Linked DNA regions of Homo sapiens: all the other regions are linked to region 1. A link is a contact called in ENCODE Hi-C data. All regions are on one chromosome and are shown on one strand. The core of a region is the stretch at or near the end of the contact, and the rest is flanking DNA. Distances in the headings are between cores, read along the strand shown.

What was found. Hi-C counts contacts between places; a loop is a spot of excess contacts on that map. Pooled maps may share reads with other maps.
Region 2: a pooled map shows a loop between it and region 1 (14-fold over the local background). The contact joins the promoter of ESYT1 here to the promoter of OS9 in region 1. A Hi-C loop is called at or near these places in 1 of 168 maps with a recorded cell type or tissue (ovary), 1 of 37 single-sample maps with no recorded cell type and 7 of 50 pooled maps.
Region 3: a pooled map shows a loop between it and region 1 (32-fold over the local background). The contact joins the promoter of RPS26 here to the promoter of OS9 in region 1. A Hi-C loop is called at or near these places in 4 of 50 pooled maps.
Region 4: a loop to region 1 is called in a pooled map, with 10 times the contacts of the local background. The contact joins the promoter of TIMELESS here to the promoter of OS9 in region 1. A Hi-C loop is called at or near these places in 5 of 50 pooled maps.
Region 5: a pooled map shows a loop between it and region 1 (12-fold over the local background). The contact joins the promoter of STAT2 here to the promoter of OS9 in region 1. A Hi-C loop is called at or near these places in 6 of 50 pooled maps.

The regions. Positions count from the first base shown.
Region 1 is chr12:57,692,819-57,695,576 of GRCh38, forward strand. OS9 (OS9 endoplasmic reticulum lectin) reads left to right here and starts at 1,314. Exons shown (of 15, transcript NM_006812.4): 1 at 1,314-1,505; 2 at 1,932-2,108. The coding sequence starts at 1,344. RefSeq lists enhancers at 943-1,517, 1,505-1,554.
Region 2 is chr12:56,126,964-56,129,663 of GRCh38, forward strand. It overlaps ESYT1 (extended synaptotagmin 1), which reads left to right and starts at 1,304. Exons shown (of 31, transcript NM_015292.3): 1 at 1,304-1,746. The coding sequence starts at 1,357. ZC3H10 (zinc finger CCCH-type containing 10) reads left to right here. Exons shown (of 3, transcript NM_032786.3): 3 at 1-551. RefSeq lists enhancers at 976-1,637, 1,443-1,692, 2,013-2,112, 2,293-2,352 and a silencer at 1,173-1,242.
Region 3 is chr12:56,040,668-56,043,367 of GRCh38, forward strand. RPS26 (ribosomal protein S26) reads left to right here and starts at 1,251. Exons shown (of 4, transcript NM_001029.5): 1 at 1,251-1,502; 2 at 1,758-1,935; 3 at 2,696-2,700. The coding sequence starts at 1,500. RefSeq lists enhancers at 972-1,761, 1,210-1,539, 1,680-1,939 and a silencer at 1,000-1,059.
Region 4 is chr12:56,448,095-56,450,794 of GRCh38, forward strand. TIMELESS (timeless circadian regulator) reads right to left here and starts at 1,332. Exons shown (of 29, transcript NM_003920.5): 1 at 1,216-1,332. MIP (major intrinsic protein of lens fiber) reads right to left here. Exons shown (of 4, transcript NM_012064.4): 4 at 1,408-2,700. RefSeq lists enhancers at 213-733, 756-875, 986-1,075.
Region 5 is chr12:56,358,761-56,361,460 of GRCh38, forward strand. It overlaps STAT2 (signal transducer and activator of transcription 2), which reads right to left and starts at 1,347. Exons shown (of 24, transcript NM_005419.4): 1 at 1,298-1,347. It overlaps APOF (apolipoprotein F), which reads right to left. Exons shown (of 2, transcript NM_001638.4): 2 at 1,808-2,700. The coding sequence ends at 2,465. RefSeq lists enhancers at 214-413, 245-414, 1,490-1,669, 1,740-1,829.

The DNA.
Region 1 (2,758 bases), core at 64-2,563:
GACCTCAAGTGATCCGCCCGTCTCGGACTCCCACAGTTTTGGGATTACAGGCGTAAGCCACCGTGCCCGGCCTATTTTTAAATTTTTTATTTTTAGTGTTTTTTCCCCTCCCTTGCAATTTATGTTTCCTCTCATTTGCTTTTCCCTTCTTGTTTGTTTCTTACTTGTATATTAAAGTCCTTCCTTAAATGTCTAATGATCTCTGGCTATTTATTTTGAAGAGTAAGAACACTAAAAAGCTGATTGGAAAGTGGAATGAGGGCTGGGGCACGTAGGCCAAAGTGTTACATGTGGAATTCATTCTAGTTATCTATATCATTAAGAGAACTCTGATAAGGGTATCTTTGGGATTTTTCGTTTTGGCTGGTGAGATTCCCCAGAGAGGGTTTTCCAAAGGTATAATCAGCCTCTTGTTTACCTTTGTTTCGTAATAAATATTCTCAAGTTTGCTAAACCAGTTAACATTCTTCTGTTTGATTTCCAGCTTCCAAAATGTTGCTGTTGTTGTCTCCTTTCCCTTTCTTACGGCCTGGAGAGTAATACATAATTTCACCTTAACTGGAAGCCCATGTATGCATGTATGTATGTATGTATGTATGTATGTATGTATGTATGTATGTACGTACTTATTTGAGACGGGGTTTCGCTGTGTTGCGCAGGCTGCACTTGAACTCCTGGGCTCAGGAGATCCTCCTGCCTCAGCCTCCGGAGTAGCTGATACCACAGGTGCGTGCCACCACGTCTGGCTGCCCGCATTATTTCTCTAGGATTTTTACTGGAGGTCATTTTACTGGAGGTCAACTGCAGGATCGTATAGGAAGGTTTTGACACAAATTTTCTGATTGCCTCAAAGCAATATGTATATATGAAAAGAGGTAAGCGTCCGTATAATAATTGTTTGTTTTGCAACAAGCATTTAATAACTTTCACCGGCACTGCGCACGCTACCTATCTGCCTCAATACTCCGCCCGGCGGTGGGCAGGATATAATGCAAGAGACGTCTGAAAAAGCAATGAGATGCGCATGACAGCTGGGCGAAGACAGAGGGCAAACTTAAAAGGACCAAGCGCATAGACCACGCCTCTGAAATTGGGGAACGAGGAGGGGTTTGATCTTGTCGATGATTGGCTGGTCTCTGACCAATCACGGACAGCGATTGATATTTCTAATCGTCGTGATCCACCTCCCCAGGACCTTGGAGCCACGTTTACAAATAGGAATAGGGTACGTGGGAGGGATAGAACGTACAGCCAATAAAATCATGTGGCGCCGATGGGCGTGTTGAGGCCGCTGCCTGGCTTAGGGCGGAAACAGATTCTCTGCATAAGAAGGGGAACGAAAGATGGCGGCGGAAACGCTGCTGTCCAGTTTGTTAGGACTGCTGCTTCTGGGACTCCTGTTACCCGCAAGTCTGACCGGCGGTGTCGGGAGCCTGAACCTGGAGGAGCTGAGTGAGATGCGTTATGGGATCGAGATCCTGCCGTTGCCTGTCATGGGAGGGCAGGTGAGAGGCGTATAAGGGGCGAGGGTCTGGGCAGAAGAGGAAGCGGGTAAGAGATAGAGGAAGAAGGGCAGCTCCGGAGTCTGGGGCTGGAGCCTACGGGGAATCGGGAAGAGTAGGTATTGCTTTTACGGTGACCCCTGGGGGTCGCAGACTGAGACCAATTCTCTGGGGGCCAGGAATTGGGAGAGGTGGGGCTTCCCGCTGTCAACCTTCAGGTCTCAGTTTATGATCGAAACACCCGGACTCCGCCCCCGTGGAGAAATGGGAGCGCCCTCTCCTCTCACCCACTAAATACAGCTGGAGGGCTTATGGCTTATTCTGTCTTCGACTGATCTCTTCCCCAGGGTTTGAAGAGGGATTTCGTTGTTCTCCCTGATCCCAGCCTTTCTTTGCTTCCTTGCCCCCCGACCCTCCCTTCTTTCCCAGAGCCAATCTTCGGACGTGGTGATTGTCTCCTCTAAGTACAAACAGCGCTATGAGTGTCGCCTGCCAGCTGGAGCTATTCACTTCCAGCGTGAAAGGGAGGAGGAAACACCTGCTTACCAAGGGCCTGGGATCCCTGAGTTGTTGAGCCCAATGAGAGATGCTCCCTGCTTGCTGAAGGTGAAAGGGACTGGGTTAGATAGAATGAGGGCTTGGAAACTAGCAGTTCATCCAAGAACTGGAGTCCACTGAATGAGGCAGGATCTAGGGGACCTGTAGTGGTTAAGAAGACCACTGGAGGAGTAGACAGATTACACGGACAGGAAAGAAGCAAAGAATCCTGCAACCACTGATGACACTTTGCTGAACGTAGGAGCAGGTTAGGATAGAAGATCTCAGAAAAGGGCTAAAGCAAGATTGAGGGTCTGCGTGGGGTAGGAGGAGTACTTCCTTAAGCCTACTTGCTAAAGTCACCCCCTGCCCTATCACTCTGCTCCAGTATCCTGTTTTATTTTCATCGTAGCACTTTTCATGATCTGAAATCATATTTACTGAATCAGTTTGTTTATTTTCGGTCTGATTCCCCGCATTAGAGTGTAAACTCCATGAGGTCAAAGAATTAATCTTGTTCACAGTTGTATTCCCAGTGGCCAGAACAGTGCCAGGAATGTTCAAGAAGTTCAATTAATATTTAATTTTGGGTTCTTCTATGTTTCCCTAATATAATTGCTTCAGGGATACCATAATTTCTTATCTTTATGGAGGGCAAATAAGGATTTAAAAAATCTTTTAAAAGGGAGGAATGGAAAGACCACAAGTGGAAAACAGAC
Region 2 (2,700 bases), core at 54-2,553, 1.6 Mb before region 1:
AGGCCTCATCCTGTAAGACACTTCCTCTAAGAAATGGCTAGTTTCTTCCCAGTGATCAACCCCAGTTCTTCTGCTGCATCTGACAGATTTACATAATATGCCCCATATATACTGCATTAAAAGGTAATCATCTTATGACCAACACTTCCCTCATCAACTTCCAATTAGTCTAGTTCCTAGATCCTAGGACAACACTCCACCTCTAACGCCAGTTAACTAGTAACAATAGTCATCGGTGTACCCTGCACTTTTTCCTTCCTAAACCTACACCGTACACTGTGGGACTGCACTAGTTCTGCACCTGACTGTATGGCAAACCTTCCTTCTAACTCAGGCAAATGTGAAAAGGAATTGTCTTTCCCTTACTCTTGATCCCTCATTTTAGTGTCCTAGAAGTTCTTCAGGGTCAGAAAATTATTGGAAAATGTAATAATTTGCGCTGCCTCCCTCCCTTTTGGAGCCAACTAGTCTTACATCCATCCTCTAAGATAGAGATGACTTACTAACTCTTGGAAATTTCCAAAAAGAAATAAAGCCTCACTTTCTATTCACTCTGCTTTTTTTCCCCCTTTCCCTGAAGGCTGGATTATCTCAACTCTGTAATTCTCTGACTCTCCAGTTTTCTCCAGGGTCAGTCGTTACACCACACAAAGAAGGTAGGGGATTAGGGACGGGATAGACGGGGTTAGTTTTCAAACACTTTCATTCCAAATACGATCGTATCCTTTCCTTTTGTAAGGGCAGGCAGGAAAAAGTTGAAGGATAAGGAATGTGCTTAGAGTATGAAAACTAGAGAAAGTCGGCAAAAGAACATATATATATATCCCAGACCAAATCCTGCCAAACCGAATGAGTAGAGGGAAATCCTGAAGCTCCACAACCCCTCAACTTCGCAACTTGGGCTTTCTCCAAAACCAAGAAATTGGCGGTGCAGCTCTGCATGACGTCATACCACAGGCACTCCAATCCCACGTGGGGGAGCTCTTGGTCCCGCCTCTCCTGAAATGGTGCGCCACGCCTCCTCCTCTTTATTACCAATCGAATGCCGCCCCTGAGCCCCTTTCTTCCTTTTCCCGCCATCTCAGACCTCCCATCTTGGCCTTCGGGCCCAATCAGGGAGGCCCTACCTATCCGAAACCCGGTCCGTTCCCCGCGGAAGAGGGGTGGAGTTTCAACCTTTTAACTCCACCTTGGTCTGTGCAGCGCGGACCAACCCAAATCGCCAGAAAGGAGGGGCGTGGCTTGAAGTCCCCTCCTCCATCCCGGGGATCACGTTTTGCCTGGGGGAGCTGATCGCAAGACTAGGCAACCTCCAGCCAGTCCCTGGGTCGGGCGGATCCTCCCAGAGGTGGCACAATGGAGCGATCTCCAGGAGAGGGCCCCAGCCCCAGCCCCATGGACCAGCCCTCTGCTCCCTCCGACCCCACTGACCAGCCCCCCGCTGCTCACGCAAAGCCAGACCCAGGTTCTGGGGGCCAACCTGCTGGCCCTGGCGCGGCGGGTGAGGCCCTGGCGGTGCTGACTTCATTCGGGAGGCGGTTGCTGGTGCTGATACCTGTGTATTTGGCCGGGGCAGTGGGACTCAGCGTGGGTTTCGTGCTCTTCGGCCTCGCCCTCTACCTGGGCTGGCGCCGGGTCCGCGACGAGAAAGAACGGAGCCTTCGAGCAGCGAGGCAGCTACTGGACGACGAGGAGCAGCTCACTGCGAAAACTCTCTATATGAGTCATCGAGAGCTACCTGCCTGGGTGAGCGACCACCCTCGGTCCTCTGTGCAGCATAGCCCCCTTCCACCCCTTCCATCTGGGGCTTTTCCTCCTTATGCCTAGAGTCAGCTCCCTGCCTTGGGACAGTGGGCCCCAGACTTTCCCCTCTCTCCCCGCTAGCCGCCTGCCTGCTGGACGCGCCACTCTTGGAACCGACTGCTCACTCTCCCCACCCACCCTTTCGCATGCCCAGACTGGATCCTTCCACAGAATCAGGACTTCTTCCTCTACTTGGGCAACAGCAGTAATAACATCTGGGGACCCCGTCTCAGCCGAAGCTCTCCCTCCTAGCCAAGCCATCTTGAACGTCCCTCTTGCTTTTGGTGCCACTCGCGGCTTTGCTGCTCCTGGAAATCCTGGTCCCGTTACCTCTCAAAGGTTTCCCTAGTCTTTCCCATCCTCCTCGAGACTTTTTACCTACTTAAAGCCATACGGTTCTCTCTTTTCTCGCTTTTATCCCCGGGTACCCGCTAGGACCCAGCCCCGGCCCCTGGACGACCCTCGGGCAGCCACCTTCAAGCCTCCAGCCGCCAGACTGCAGCGCGGCAGAGGCGGCTGCTGGACGGAGGGAGGGCTACGGGAGGAGGTGGTGCGGCTGCTGCAGTGCCCGCGGCGCACACTCCCCCGCACTCCTCGGCCGGCCACACCCTTTTCCGGACTGTGGGCTGCGCTTGTTCCGTTGGGGCAGAGACCCTTATTTCTGCGGCGGCCGCGTCTCCTGTGCTGAGGCGGATGCCTTCTCTCTAGTCTTGCAGAGGCGAAGCCGGTTACCCGGCCCCTCCCAGCAGAGGTGCCAGTCTAGGGGGAGAATGGCAGCAGAGAGGAATCAAAATTGACACTAGACAGACACAGCCAAGCTTCCCAGGCCCTGGACTGGAAAGGGGAGGAGAAAGAGGGCCAAATGGCTCTAGGGGACCTGTAGCCTAGGCAGCAAGT
Region 3 (2,700 bases), core at 1-2,500, 1.7 Mb before region 1:
TATTTTTAGTAGAGGTGGGGTGTCACTATGTTGACTAGGCTGGTCTTGAACTCCTGACCTCAGGTGATCCGCCTGCCTTGGCCTCCCAAAGTGTTGGGATTACAGGCGTGAGCCACTGCACCCAGCCTAAGGCTTAAGTCTTTCCGATGGCTCTTCAGAGGTAAATGGAGCTTACACATAATCTTTCAATTAGGGGTCAGATTCACTAATGAGTGGTGAAATAATTTTCGTGGTTTTTGATCAGCATTTATTAAAATAGAGAACAGAAAGATTAAGTAAAAATAAAGAATAGAACATACCAGCACACCTATGACAAGGGTAAGTATCGTTTCATAAAGCTTGTGTTTCAGTTTTGCATGTGCATGTAATCGTGTTTGTGTGTGTACTGGGTACCAATGTAAAATGTATTCGTGCTATGAATCTGGGTGAAAAACGTTTAAGTCATTAGTCCAGGCTATTCCTCCATCCATTTGTTAGGTGACATACAGCATAGTACAGCGGAGCCAGAATACCTACTGCACGTCAGTTCTTCAATCTTTTTTTTTAATTGATTTATTTATTTTTGAGACAGAGTTTCGATCTTTTTACCCAGGCTAGAGTGCAGTGGCGCGATCTCGGCTCACTGGAAACTCCGCCTCCCAGGTTCAAGATTCTCCTGTCTTAGCCTCCTGAGTACCTGGGATTACAGGCGCCCACCACCAGGCCGGGCTAAATTCTTCAATCTTTAAAGTGAGGATAATAATAGTAGCTACCTATAGGCTTGCTCAAAGTTAAATGAGTTAATATTTATAAAGACGCTTACCACAGGGCCAGGCACTGTGCCAGAGATAAAAAGATGAATGAGAAATAGCCCCAGCCTCAATGCACTTCATTGTGGGATTTTCTCCATATTGGAAGGAGGGATTCACAAAATGCTTGTTTCCTCTCAGGCCTTCCTCTTCGTAATCCTACACCTACCTAGTAGAAGGACTGTCAGAGAAATGAGCCCAGGGCGTCCCCCGGTGGCGCAGCGCCGCCTTCGGTCTAAGCACTTGGGGCAGGGGGGAAGGGGGGGAGGGGGGAGCCTCTTGGCTTCGCACTACAATTCCCACCAAGCATCTGTCCCTCTCTGGCCTCTAATAACGAGTGCGCCTTGTGGTCCAGCGTCTGGCAACTTTCACGCCTAGCGTCGCGTATACCGGAAAACTGCATCGTCCAGAATTGCTTCCGAGTCGGCGCGGCGCAAGGCTTGCTGGGAGACACATAACCTCGATTTTCTTCCGCCATCCGGCTAAATAGTCCCATGTGCACTTTGTTCCATGGATAAATAAACACTAGGAACGCATTTCCACCCTAGATTTCAGCAGAAATGCTGAATGTAAAGGAATATTTGAGTAAAGTGAGTTGCCGTTCTTGAAGCCCGTCTCCTAAGGATTCTCCCGGTGTCCGCGTAGGGATCTCATGCTATATAGGAGGGCCCTGCCAGGCACCGTCTCCTCTCTCCGGTCCGTGCCTCCAAGATGGTGAGTCTTCTTGCGTGGTGAGGGTGGGGGTTCGGGTGCAGACTCTGGGATTGTGGGGAAGTGAGAGCCTGGAGCACGGCTGAGGGGTGGACCGAGTGTACATTTCATTTGCTCTGGGGGTCGGCGGGATTTGCGGAGAAACAGGAGATCCGAGCGGCGCCTTCCTGGAGGCTGCCGGTGCGGCTTGTGGCCGGAAAGGGACTGAGGCTGGGTGAGTTGCGCCGTTTTCCTAACAGTTTTCCCATCCTGTCGCAGACAAAGAAAAGAAGGAACAATGGTCGTGCCAAAAAGGGCCGCGGCCACGTGCAGCCTATTCGCTGCACTAACTGTGCCCGATGCGTGCCCAAGGACAAGGCCATTAAGAAATTCGTCATTCGAAACATAGTGGAGGCCGCAGCAGTCAGGGACATTTCTGAAGCGAGCGTCTTCGATGGTAAGTGGGTCACCGGCGCGAACTGTGTGAGGATCCCAGTATCTTAAAGCCTTCGCCCAACTTCGCCCTTTTGGAGGCTCTGTTCTTTGGAGCCTCTCAGGCAATTTCCACGTATTTAAGGTTGTTACTGGTAGAAGAGAATTCTCTTGTTTGCCGTTTTGATTCTTTTCTGGGCAGAGGGTGACTTTGTGATAGAGTGCACAGCCTTTACTCTGAGGTAAAGGTTTGCCTGTTTCGGTTATGAGATTGCAAAAACTAGAAACTTGGTAAATTTGACAATTCTTGTGCTATTGATTATTTGAATATTTGTGAAAATATACAGGTGAGGAAGAATGTCTTCAACGTTTCGAGAATGGAGGCCGTCTAGTTTGGTGTGCAAGGATGATGTTTGGAGCAATAAGAACGTCGCTTTGTTTTTTTCCTTTTATAGAAAGAGCAAGGTTCAGGGTAGGCATTAGGGCGGGTGTAGGTGTAGAAGGAACTGGATTATTGGTTTATTGCATTTAGAATGTCAGTCTGGTCCTTGCGGTGTCAAGATGAACTCACGTGGGATGTTAATTCACTTGTAAAACTGAGGGTTATACATATGTGCTCAGGTATTGGGCTGAACAGGTGCTTTGGGGGTGCTTTTATGTGCCCGACAGGCATTTAAATAGGTTTAGTTTTAATTGACGTAAACATGTAAGGTGCTCTTCATTCATGTAACAAAAAAGCAAGGTAGGTATATAATACCAGTATAACTCTATTTTCTATTCCTTAGCCTAT
Region 4 (2,700 bases), core at 82-2,581, 1.2 Mb before region 1:
TACCTTTACTTTGTACAAAGTACTAGTAGGGCCGGGTGTGGTGGCTCACACCCGTAATCCCAGCACTGTGGGAGGCCGACGCGGGCGGATCATTTGAGGTCAGGAGTTCGAGACCGGCCTGGCCAACATGGTGAAACCCCATCTCTACTAAAAATACAAAAATTAGCCGGGCGTGGTGGCGGGCAGCTGTAATCCCAGCTCCTGGGGAGGCTGAGGCAGGAGAATCGCTTGAACTGGGGAGGCGGAGGTTGCAGTGAGCCGAGATCGGACCACTGCACTCCAGCCTGGGCGACAGAGCCAGACTCCATCTCAAAAACAAAACAAAACAAAACAACCAAAAAAAACAAACAGGCCAGGCGCGGTGGCTCACGCCTATAATCCCAGCACTTTGGGAGGCCGAGGCGGGCGGATCACGAAGTCAGGAGTTTGAGATCATCCTGACCAATAAGGTGAAACCCCCATCTCTACTAAAAAAAATACAAAAATTAGCCGGGCATGGTGGCGCGCGCCTGTAATCCCAGCTACTCAGGAAGCTGAGGCAAGAGAATCGCTTGAACCCGGGAGGCGGAGGTTGCAGTGAGCCGAGATGGCGCCACTGCACTCCATCCTGGGCGACAGAACGAGACTCCGTCTCAAAATAAAATAAAATAAATAAAAAATTGAAAGTACTAGTCGAAGCACGAATGGCAAAGAATTGAGAGGCTCAAGGAAAAAAGCTTCATTAGCGGCTGAGGTCCAGGTGACAAACCCGAACAAGGCAACGAAGGGAGGGAGTGAGAAATCCGTTCCATAAAACCCACGATATAAGTAAAGCGGCCTGTGAATTCCGACCACTGCTGACCGCCAGGCCACACACCGGTTTTTTTCAGGAGGTCTCAACTAGATGCTAAGCTCCGAAGTGGAACTCCCTCAGGCACTTTCTGTTCTAATTCAGGAATTCCAAGCCCCTTTCCATCACAACCCCATCCCGCGGGAGACCCAAGCTGTGCGGAGCAGCGTAGGGCTAAGCCCGCGTCCGGTGAGACCCGGGAACGCGGCGCGGGAGACTAAGGAGCAGAGTACAGAATTGCGCGTGCGCGCCTGCAGCACGAGCCCCGCCCCCTGGCTCTAAACCGGGTGGCGGGAAAAGGGACTCAGCGTTTCCCGAGAATGCCCCCATAGCTTCGAAAGGATCCCCGTGTCCGCTTAGCGCCCTCTCGCCACACACTCACTCACCCGCTCCCTGCGGGTCCTCAGAAGCCCGGAGGAGCCACCGGCCCTCTGGCGCGGGGCCGCAGCCTTTCCGCCACCAGGCTCAGCTGGACCGGTCCCCGCCTGCGCGAAGAGCGAGGCGGGGCGAGCCGGGCTGGTCCACGTGACTCCGAGCGAACTGGGGCGGAGATTGGTGAAGAAGGAAGGAAAAGGGAAGCGAGTGCAGGGACTGTTTTATGTGAGGTCGATCTAAAAATCACAGCGCTATGAATTTTCTGCTGAATTATAGTAGAATCAAAGTCCGATTAGAGGTGAATTTACAAACATTCTTCCCCTTCTTCTAGTCAAGCGGACTATTCCAAGTCTTAAATAGTTAGTTAGAAAAGTTAGGTTTTATTTGGGAGGAAGTAAAGAGCTGAAGTACAGGGAGGAATGGTCTTCTGGGATAGGGGATGTCCGTTGTATTATAGGTATAAATTTAAAGCTTTCAAAGTATGCAAGAGGCTCATAAAAGGAAGAAAGCAACCGTAAATATTCATTGAACAGTTGAGGGTCTCTTCTGGCCTCTGCTGAGATGATCTTGCCAAAAGGAAAAGAAAATAGGGCTGTGCTCTGGCCCCCTGTAATCCCAGCTACTGGGGAGGCTGAAGCAGGAAGATCGCTTGAGCCCAGGATTTCTAGACTGTAGTGTGCGATGATCGTGCCTGTGAATATCCATTGCACTCCAACCTGGTCAACATAGTAAGACCCCCTCTCAAAAAAAAAAAGAAGATAGGGCTCAAACAAATAATAATCTCCTGAATTATTAAGCATTTGAATAGAAGGAATCAATTTCTGGGGTATGAGGGAGTTAGAAGAGATTTGCTTCAAGATGAAAGGACGGATGACAGAGAAATGAAAATACACAGACACAAAACAAGAAAAAAAACACGGAACTAGTGATAAAAGCAGAAAGATGCCATTTGAGGAGTGTTTTGATTTGCTCTAAATAAATTAGAACAGAGTCAAAGCCTCTCCCCTCATGCCCCCTACTACCACCCGTTCATTTATTTGCTCCAGGAATCAGATTTCCTGTGTTGGCCTTAGGGAACAATTGTGGGGCTTAAATACCATCTGCCAGGCAGCCACAACAGTGGATGTCAGGCTGACCAGTTAAGCTGCTTAATTTTTCTAGATTCTAGGCTTGCCCAAGCTCTATTTAGGTTGGAAGCTCTTTGGCCCAGGACCTCTGAAGAGATCCATTATGTCAGAATGAACACAACCAGCCAGCGGATGTAGACAGGTTTACGTGGCTTTACAGAACAGCTAAATCCTAGTGTTCACTTTTCTCAGAGCTACTTCCCCACCCAAGTCCCTGGGGCAAGCATCCCTAAGATAAGTAGGCTATATATTCCCATTAACTTCCCCCCAATTCTTCGGTACACCTACATCCTGATCTGGGGCTAATACTCCGTTTTCACCACCCACCTCCCTTGAGTCCCTTCTCCTAACCCTTGGAAGCCTTGTCTC
Region 5 (2,700 bases), core at 97-2,596, 1.3 Mb before region 1:
AAATTGTTGCCTGTAATCCCAGCTACTCAAGAGGCTGAGGCAGGAGAATGGCTTGTACCCAGGAGGCAGGGGTTGCAGTAAGCAGAGATCACATCACTACACTCCAGCCTGGGTGACAAAGCAAGACTCTGTCTCAAAAGAACAACAAATTGGTTTTTGCCTGTCACCAAGCAGGCTGTCCCATGCATCTTTCTCCCCACTGTTCCCTGCTCACTGCCAGCTGGTGTCTATTTAGGAAACTGAAACTTATGCTTGTTGCAGCCTGAGCCTAACAGAACAGAATTCATGCATATTTGTGGTCTAAAAAGGTCACATGATTTTATTACAAAATAAAGAGAAATGCTTGGGGTGGGAGAGTCTTCTACTAACATGAATAACATCAGCTGCCTTTCTACCTCCAGCAGGAACAAGGGAAGGGAGGGATTGGGCAGGGGCTATTTTCATTTTAACTCTTTTAGTAGTGCTTGATTTTTAAAACTATGTATCTGTATTGCTTTTATGATACCAAAAAAAAGTTAAAAAAATGATCAGGTGGCCAGGCATGATGGCTCATGCCTGTAATCCCAGCACTTTGTGAGGCCCACAAGACGAGAGGATGGCTTGAGCCCAGGAGTTTGAGACCAAGCTTGAGCAACATAGTGAGATTCCATCTCCAAAAAAAAATTAATGATGAGGTCCCAATTCTTGAGGATTTAAGTGTCTGATATTAAAGGAGCAAGTCAGCAAAGATTCAAATATGAAAACAAAACAAAAAACCTGGTCTCCCCAAATGGATTGCAAACACTGAGGTTAAGGGCTGAAACAATTTTTTCTCATTATCTCTCATTCTTAGGCACATATTTTGCACTCAAGAAGCTTTTCTGAAATGAACTGAATTTTGTGTGTGACCTTAGGCAATCGTTTCATCTTTCAGTAGCTTATACTTTTTAACAAAACAAGGATAATAGATTTATCTATCTTTGTTTTTAGATTTATCTATCTTTGAACATCGTTTTTTGGTGAAGATAAAAAATAATGCAGAGCAGAGGGAAAAACGTCAGATACCGAACCAACATAACAATGCCAGATTCCGGGTCTCGGAAGCTGCAGGGCAGTTTTGGGAGAGGGGCATTAGGGTTAGGGAGATAGGCTGGACAGAAGAAGATCGAGGACCGAGCAGGCGACAGCTCCTATTTCAATCTGGGGACCGAAGCTACCCTCTCCAGGGGGTAACCCCTGGGGCCAGTCGCCCTTCCCTCGGAGGAACTCTCACTCTCACCCCCACCCCTACCCCAGCACACCCTCTCAGGGCCCGTACCTGATTAGGGTTGCAGTCCCCGCGCCCTCCAATGGCTCTGGTCGCGACTTCCCGTCCCTAGTATGAGCTCGGGTACTAGAACCTCGCGCCCCGCCTACAACTTCGGCTAACCCCCCTCGGACCCGCCCCCTTGTAGTTGGCAGCGGAAGTCCGGAGCGGCCCCCATTCCCAGCCGCCACCCCGACACTGGCTGCCATTCAGTCAAGCCCTTCCCAGACTGCGAGCTCACTGGCGCCGCCGCAACTCCGCCCCTCCGCAGGGCGGGACAAGCTGAGCCGAAACCACACCTGCAGCTTCAGCGATTGGTGGAGAAGTTCAAGTAGGCACTTTCTACGAGGGGAGGAGTCCAATTAGTGGACTAGCCCAAGACTGAAACAGCTGATTTTCGAGAACCCGCGCGTGAGCCCCGGAACCGAAACTAGCTTGAGGAGCCTGGAGACGCCAAGGGCTCCATGGGAAGGGGTGGGACCGGAATTTCGACGCCTTGGGATAGGAAGAGGAGGGCTGAGGTAATGAAAACAATTTTTTTTTATTTTTATTTTTTGAGACATGGTCTCGCTCTGTCACCCAGGCTGGAATGCAGCGGCGCGATCTCGGCTCGCTGCAGCCTCGACCTCCCAGGCTCAGGTGATTCTCCCGCCTCAGCCTCCCAGGTAGTTGGGACTACAAGCGTGCATAACTCCGCCAGGATAATTTTTTGTATTTATTGTAGAGACGGGGTTTCGCCATGTTGCCCAGGCTGATCTTGAACTCCTGACCTCAGGTGATCATCCCGCCTCAGCCTCTCACAGTGCTGGGATTACAGGCGTGAGCCACCGCACCTGGCTAATAGCTATTTATTGAAAGTACTGTGATAAGCATTTTAGATTCATTGTATCATTTTAAATTTACAGGGCAACTCATTGAGGTTAAAATCATTCTATCTCCTTTAGAAACTTCAAAACTGATCTTAGTTCAAGAAAGAAGTTACTATTCAGTGATCACCGAGGCTCTAACAAGTGGAGCCTAGATTCGAAACCAAACCCTGTGACTTCAACACCCAAACATTTACGTTCTTACGTTTTACTGTACAGCCTTCCTCCTGGATAAATCAGATTAAAATTTTGAAGACATGTATATAGCTTGTCAGGGTAGTACAGTTATTAATTCTGTGGTTACCACATTCTTTTATATCTCAAGACTCCCAGCCCCAGGATCTAAGTCATAGCTCTTGATTATGGCCCACCCCCAGTAGGGAGCTGAACTTACTACTTCTGATATGAAAGAAGCCAGAGTAGTTGTTTCTTCCAAGTCACTCACATCTGAGATGGCCCTCAAACCCTCCTTGGTGGTCTCCGGCTGAGAGATGTTTGCGTCTTTCTGATCTTGGTAATACTGGATCAACTGCTGAACCCCAGACCTTA